Linked DNA regions of Homo sapiens: region 2 is linked to region 1. The links are chromatin loops, found by intact Hi-C in ENCODE. Cell type or tissue: OCI-LY7. All regions are shown on one strand.

Region 1 (4,000 bases):
GAAAGGCTATGGTTTCAGAAATGTTTTTAAGTGTAGGTAAATGTATTAGTCTGTTATCACATTGCTATAAAGAAATACCAGAGGCTGAGTAATTTATAAAGAAAAGCTGTTTAATTGGCTTATGGTTCTGCGGGCTGTACAGCAAGTGTGGCGGCATCTGTTTCTGGAGAGGCCTCAGGAAGCTCCCAGTCATAGTGGAAGGCAAAGGAGAAGTGAGGTGTCTTACATGGCAGGAGCAGGAGCAAGAGGGAGAAGGGGAGGTGCTCCATGCCTTTGAACAATCAGATCTTGGCCGGGCGCAGTGGCTCACACCTGTAATCCCAGCACTTTGGGAGGCCGAGGCGGGAAGATCCCCTGAGGTCAGGAGTTCGAAACCAGCCTGGCCAACATGGTGAAACCCTGTCTCTACTAAAAATACAAAAATTAGCCGGGCATGGTGGTGTGTGCCTGTAATCCCAGGTATTTGGGAGGCTGAAGCAGGAGAATCACTTGAACCTGGGAGGCAGAGGTTGCAGTGAACCGAGATCATACCACTGCACTCCAGCCTGGGCGACAGAGTGAGGCTCTGCTTCAAAGAAAACAAAACAAAACAAAATTAAAAACCCAGATCTCGCAAGAACTCATTCACTATCCTGAGGACAGTATCAAGTAGATGGCAGTAAACCATTCATGAAAAACACCTCCATGATCCAATCACCTCCCACCAGGCCCACATCCAACATTGGGAATTATACTTTGGCATGAGATTTGGGTGGGGACACAGATCCAAACCACATCAGTAAGAGAATGCAAGGGAGAACTTAATATAGTTCATTATTTGACAGACACTAAGCACCTTCCCTGTACTGAGCAGTATTATAAGAGCTTCGGATAGATGAAGCTTTTGTCCTACTGTAGGGAAGTAGATAATAGGCAAATAAATCAAAAAAGAAAAAAAGAAAATTTCATGAAATGATAAAAGCTTTGGTGAAAACAAAACAAAAACTTTGTGGTGGTGTTGGGGGGCATGAGTAGCTGCCTTCAGTTAAGTAGCAGAAAAGGCCTGAGAAGGTAACATCTAACTAGAGACCTTGTGACATAAGAAGCAGCGAACCACATGAAGTTCTGGGGGAGCCGCCCAGACAGAGGGCGGTGGCTAGTGCACTGTTCCTAAGGAAGGAACAAGCTTGTATGTTTAAGGAGCAAAAGGAAGGCCAGTGTGGCTAGAACATGGAATGACGGGGAAGAGTGGTTAGACGTGAGCTTTTAGAGCATTTTGAGGAAGCTGGGGGCAAATTGGAGGGCTTTGTAGAATGGAGGAGGAGTTGGGATTATGGGGAGCCATTCAAGGGTTTTAAGAAAGGATATCATCTGAGTTATATTTTAAAAAGATCACTGATTGCTATGTGAAGAATGGATTGTAAGAGGTGAAGATTAAGTTGCTAGTTAGGAAGGTGCTGAGTAGGTTAATGAGAGGCTCTGGCTTGAATTAGGGTGATAGTAGGGAAAATGGAGAGAAGAGGTACATTTGGGAGCTTTCAGAGAACGAACTAAGTCCCTTTATTCCTCTACTCCTCACTGCCACTTACTAATAGTAAGTAGTGGAGGACTACAGAATGACTGCTAAGATTTTGGCTTTACTAAACTGACAGGATGATCATGTTATTTATGCGATGCAGTCAATTGTTGGAAAGAGTAGGAGACCAAGAGTTTTGTTTTGGACAGATGCTATTGGACATCCAAATACATACGTCACATTGGCAGGTTAGAGATGCGAATCTGAAGTTCAGTGGAACTAGAGATATAAATTTGGTACTCATGAGCACTTAGATGGCTTTAAAACATTTTAAAGGAGAAGGGAAACTGATTTTGCCAAATCCAAGGGTTTTAGGAACAGTGTGTTCAACCTGGTCAGATACCACTGAGAGGTTGAGAAAGGTGAGACTTGAGAAGTAATCATTGAGTTTGCCAACCTGGAAGTCATCTGTAAACTTGACAGTCACACAGATTCTGTGAAGAGGAGGGGACTGAAGCCCATGTAGAGTGATTGAAGAGAGAATCTAGTTACAGAGGCAGAGTTGCAACCCTAGGTTATTCTTTCCAAAAGTTTTGCTCTTGTCTTCTTAGTGAAGTGCACGAAGCCTTTGGACATCTCTGCAAATGGGTAGCAGTAGAACATGAATTAATAAGCTTTTGCCACAAGGTGTCACTAATTCTTCATTAGCTTCTAGTAAGCGAAATAATTGCAGCCCAGGTATACCTTGTATTAGGGAAATATTATTTTTAAAAATCATATTTACAAAGTAGGCCAACTTGGCCCGGCGCGGTGACTTATGCCTGTAATCCTAGCACTTTGGGAGGCTGAGGCAGGCAGATCACCTGAGGTCAGGAGTTCAAGACCAGCCTGGCCAACATGGTGAAACACCATCTCTACAAAAGTACAAAAATTAGACAGACATGGTGGCAGGCACCTGTAATCCCAGCTATTCGGGAGGCTGAGGCGGTAGAATTCCTTGAACCCAGGAGGCAGAGGTTGCAGTGAGCTAAGATTGCGCCATTGCACTCCAGCCTGGGTGACAGACAGAAAGAGACCCAGTCTCAAAACAAAAACAAAAACAAAAGCGAAACAAAGTAGCTAACTAGAAGGCAGTTACTTACATGGTGGAGAGGTTTCCTTTCAAAAGACAGTCTCTAGTATGTTTAACAAATGTGCATGGCCGTCAAGTGGTGCGTGGAGCACTGGGCTAGCAATCAGAAGACCAGAGTTCTGGGTGTAGAGTATTGGATTTGGAGTCAGAAGCTTCGAGTTCATCTCCTGTTTTGTTCTCACTAGCTATGTGACCTCATGCAAAATTTAAATTATTCTTTGTCTTATTTTGTTGTTGTTATTTTAAAACGATAGATAGTAAATGCTGTTCTGGCCATCTCAAGCAATTATTTTTGCATACCAAAAGAGATAATGTGTGTAACAATTTAGAAAATTATGAAGTGCTATGTAAATATAAGATTTAAAAAATTTTATAAAAATTATTTATACCGAACTTTACAGCAATATAGGTATTATGTAAAGCAGTTGTATTAGTGAGAACCCCCGGTTGCATAAGGGAGAAATCCAATTTGAATTTGCTTGGCAGAAGGGCATGTTTTGAAGTTTATGGGGTGGTTCCTGTGCCTTCAGGGATGGCAGCATTGTGGGTGGGCTTTAGGCATTGCTGGAATCAGAGATTGGAATGACGGCAGCATGTGTACCCTTCATTCCCCTTTGCTTCTGTCTGGTGCCTTTATTCTCTTTGGCCCAAACTTACCTCCCCTACCTTGTGGGGGAACATTTTGATATTGTGATTGTAGGGCACCTGCATGACAACATCCTATAGCTTGAGAAGGTGAGAAGCTGGGGCTGGAGAAGTAGACGTAGAATTACCTTGATTTTGATGAAGAGAATAAGAATTTTGAATTTATGAGTGCCATTGTCAGTTAATGCTGACCTTCCAGTTTTGAAAAATAAAACTCACATGCTCTGAAACAGTTTAATATCCTTGAGTCTGCATGTCTTTGCCTGCCTGCCCGTCCGCCCGCCCGCCTGCCTGCCTGCCTGCCTGCCTGCCTTCCTTCCTTCCTTCCTTCCTTCCTTCCTTCCTTCCTTCCCTCCTTCCTTCCTTCCTTCCTTCCCTCCTTCCTTCCTTCCTTCCCTCCCTCTCGCTCTCTCTTTCTTTCTTTTCTTTCTTTCTTTTCTCTCTCTTTCTTTTTCCCTTCCCTTCCCTTCTTCTTCCCTTCCCTTCCTGACAGGGTCTCACTCTGTCACCCAGGCTGGAGTGTAGTGATGCAAAATCATGACTCACTGCAGTCTTAACCTCCTGGGATCAAGCCATCCACTGGCCTCAGCCTCCAGAATAGCTGATACTACAGGTAGTTGCCACTATGCCCAGCTAATTTTTCTATTTTAATTTTTTTTCCAGTTTTAAATAGTTTAAAAATTAGCCAGGCATGGTGGCGGGTGCCTGTAGTCCTAGCTACTCAGGAG
Region 2 (4,000 bases), 140 kb after region 1:
CCCTGTGGAATATTTCCCAGAGAGGCCTCTAGAAACTCACAGAGGCACGCATGAGAGTGAAGCAAGCCTAAAACATTTCCAGCTGGGCAAGAACATTCCTGTTCCTGTTCTTCCTACTCCTTTTCCTACCTTGACTCTGGAAGGGTCTGGAAAAATCAAAGGAAAGAAGAGAAGGCTTCGCACTCTGCAGTCTTCCAGGTACAGCGGGCTCCAGCTGGGCGGTGGCAGAATATCCAATTTTAAATCCTTTGGAATTTTTACTATTACATACGACTTTTTTTTTTTTTGAGACAGAGTCTCACTCTGTCGCCCAGGCTGGAGTGCAGTGGCGTGATCTCAGCTCACTGCAACCTCCACCTCCCGGGTTCAAGCAATTCTCCTGCTTCAGCCTCTTGAGTAGCTGGGATTACAGGCATGCACCACCGCACCCAGCTAATTTTTGTATTCTTAGTAGAGATGGGGTTTCGCCATGTTGGCCAGGCTGGTCTGGAACTCCTGACCTGGTGATCCGCCCACCTCGGCCTCCCAAAGTGCTGGGATTACAGGCATGAGACACTGCGCCCAGCCTATTACATAGGATTTGACATTTTTAGTCACGGAATTGACACAGTGTTTCTAACTTAGAGCAACCTTAGAATTTATTTATTACTCACAAATTCACAGGAGTCGTGACACTGCCTGAGTTTCCTCCCTGAGTCGGGAAGAACTTTTCCCACTCCCACTGTACATATTTTAAAGAAACAGTGAAAGATAAAAATAAGGAAGTTTCCTTATTAGATCTCATGAGTTTTCCTGTTCAATGTGTATCCTTTATAGTTCTACAGAAACATGTTTAGGCTTCACAAGCTCTTCTGAAACTTCCTTTATCCACCTGCTGATATGCATTCGAGAGCTTCCTGCATCCGTGTAACTTCAGTCCATTGACTTTAGTGGCTCTCAGAATTCTACAGTCTGGATGGACAATACTTTACTTAACTACTGCTTTATTGATGTGACTCTGTATTCTTTTTACTTTTATTATTAAAAGTAATATTGCAAAAATACTATCCATCATCTGTGTGACAGCCATATTCTTTGAACACTGCGTGTTTTCTGTTTTTTACTTAATTTAGCCAGAGTGTGTCTCTATTGTTTGCCAGTGATATAAAGGTTTCTCAAAGCGGGTAAACCTTGGGCTGAGTCTTTAAGGGTGAATAGGTGTTTCAAGCAGCCCAGGACAGGTGCAGAGGGGGTGGGATCATAAAACACGTGATGAAACCAGTGTTGGTTCTGAATGTCCCCAATCCCTCTAATTGTTCTCTAATTAGAAGGATTTGTCAAAATATTAAATGAACATGTTCTTTATATCTGAGGTAGCAAGTTGGACTTCTACCAGCGGTCTGAAAAGTCACTGGAGTGGAACTGCTATATTGCAAAGAAGATTGAGCAAGTGTTGTTTTTATCTGCCTGTCTTCCATTCTCTCTCTTTCTGATAATAACACCTCCATTTTCTTTTGGGGGAAATGGAGATGTAATAAGAAAATATCTCTAATTTTTGTCTTCTGCTTTTCTGTTGACACAAATCCATGTGGTTTGTGCTTGTCCGGCGTCCAGAAAACTCTGTACGCCGCCCTCTTGTGGAGAAGGGAGGTCATGCCACCCAAACTAACCCAATCAGATGCTTCCTCCTGGGAACTTGAATTTTTAAGAAACACAAAAATGGAAAATTATTGGAAATGATTTGTCCAGAAAGAGGTGCCTTAGAGAAATTGGCAACTGTTTCTGCCCTAGAGCTTTTCTGATCTTGTTTTTCTGGAGACCTTGTTATTCAGCCTTTTCTTTAATCCAGGGAGCTCTTCCATATTTTTCAAATATCCTGAGTTTTTTGTTTGTTTTTTACTTCATTTAGCCGGAGTGTGTCTCTATTGTTTGCCAATGATCTAAAGGATATGTTCGTTTAGTATTTTGACAAATACCTCTAATTGTCTTCCAATCGGAGGTAGCATTTGTATTTCTACCCACAATTGGAAGCGTCTGGGCTTCATTTTTATTTTGATTTGTTTTAAATAGTTCTGTTGTGTTATGAACAGAGAGTCTCCTCTATTCAATCTTCCTAATACAATACCACTTCAATTTCCCGATAGAGTGATGTTGCTTACTTCCAAGTGAGAGAAATGCTGCTTGCTGTAGTGGGTTGGCCAACAAATAAATTATTTATTATTGCCAAAAAAACAACTGGTTTATATTAACTTGCCAGAGGCATAACTGATAAAATGATCTAGTGTCAAATTAATTTCATTTATAAGTGAAGTGATTCGTAAGGATGTGAGCCACAAACTTGGACACTAAGTATTCCAAAACCAAGCATTCTTACATGATCACCTTAGCAACTGTAAATAATGACATCACCAGCAAATACCAGCAAAAGAATGGACAGGCATGATACAAAAAGCTCCTTTAATTAACATCATGTTTGCCAATTACTTTATTCTTAGGTAAACCATCTGTAAAAGTAGCATAATTTGTGATTTGAATTGAAGGCATGTGAAAAAGAACTCAGATTCTCTAACTGGGCAAGTAACATCACTAAAGTAATGTCCTGTGTGCACAGAGGGCTCCTTGCCTGTGTGGAAAAAAGTGTCTAGGTGATTTTTGGAAAATCTAAATAAAGCAAAGATGAACATAAGTAAAGATGAACCACAGCGAGTACACAATCACCAACAACTGTGTGTACTGGAGACAGTGTGAAGAGATGAAGCCATGCCCACACCCAACTTCTTGAAACATTTCCTGTAAAATGAATAAAGGAAAACATTTACACATTTGATTTTTGTCTCCTCACTTCACCTACCTTGGTTGAGATTAAAAGAAAATGGAAATTGTCCAGAGGAGAGAGATTCATAGTATTGAAACGAGGACTTTTCAAGGTTTTGCATAGGAGTGTTGCTGAAAATCTTTGACAGCCAATAAATAATGGTAATGTAATGTCAATAAATATATGAAGCAAAATTAAATCAATAACCCCCATATGGTTACAGGATGTTTTATAGGATCTCAGAAAGGAAGATTACTTAAGTAAATAAAGTTGTGTTGTTTTGTTACTAAGATACGTGGAAAAGATTGTCTTTCATGTGCCAAGCAATGCAACGGACAGAAGGAGAAACTGCCAAAGGCCTGAAATAGATAAAAGCTCCTTGCCAAGGCCTCCAGTGTGGAATAGACCTCAGGATAGTGGACATCCATGCTTCTCATATTTCACAATTAAGAGTGATGTTTGCCCTTGGTTCTTTGTGGATGCTATTCATCAGTTTATGAAATCTCTCTTGTGTTTTCAGTTTAAGAATTTTTTTTAAGATGTTGAATTTTATCAAATAGTTTTTGTGCGTCAAATGAGAAGACCGTATGGTTATTCTCTATCATTCTATTAAATGTGGTAAATTACATTTATTCTAATATTAAACCTCTTCTGAATTCCTGGGATAGAGCAAATTTGGACAAGATTAGACTTGGCTGCATTTGGTTGTTAATGCTGTTTAGAATTGTTGTATCAATGTTTATCAGTTAATCGTCTGTAATTTTCCTTCATCATATCATCTTTGTCTGGTTTTGGCATCAAGGCTATATTAACCTCACAAGAATGCTACAAGGGGATTGTTTAGTTTTTCTAAATGAAATGTTCTAATCTTTCCAGATGATTGGAACAATTTTTATTGAAAGGTTTTTAGAATTTGTCCATAAAGTTTTCTGGGCCTTCTATTTTCTTTATAGGAAGATTTTAAACTACTAATTACATTTCTTTAATAATTGCAGGACCGATTGGTCATTCCCATTGTTTTAAAGTCAAATTTTGTAGGTTATAATTTTCCAGGAATTTATTTATTTTATATGAATTTTCAAATTTATTAACATAACATTTGATAAGCAGATGAGGTAATTATGATAGGTAGACAAAATAAGTATGATAATTCATAGCAATCTTCTTTTCTTTTTCTTTTTCCTTTTTTTAAGATGGAGTCTCACT

What was found. Hi-C counts contacts between places; a loop is a spot of excess contacts. Peaks named below come from ENCODE experiments on the same cell type or tissue, not always from the same donor. Only the 100,000 strongest peaks of a DNase experiment are listed, where the experiment ranks them.
Region 2: it touches region 1 in a loop (5-fold over the local background); 3 of 110 quality-filtered maps call a loop at or near these places.

Annotation. Positions count from the first base shown.
Region 1 is chr6:159,006,588-159,010,587 of GRCh38, forward strand. The region is part of intron 1 of TAGAP-AS1 (TAGAP antisense RNA 1); the gene reads left to right. Among named protein-coding and RNA genes, the nearest start is that of RSPH3, 8.4 kb to the left of the region's middle. RefSeq lists an enhancer at 2,520-2,809. In OCI-LY7, CTCF peaks have their summits at 2,189 (motif pointing right) and 2,390; a DNase peak (open chromatin) is centred at 2,184; H3K4me3 peaks cover 512 bases; H3K27ac peaks cover 633 bases.
Region 2 is chr6:159,149,851-159,153,850 of GRCh38, forward strand. No RefSeq gene overlaps it. Among named protein-coding and RNA genes, the nearest start is that of FNDC1, 18 kb to the right of the region's middle. In OCI-LY7, CTCF peaks have their summits at 1,605 (motif pointing left) and 1,808; a DNase peak (open chromatin) is centred at 1,611.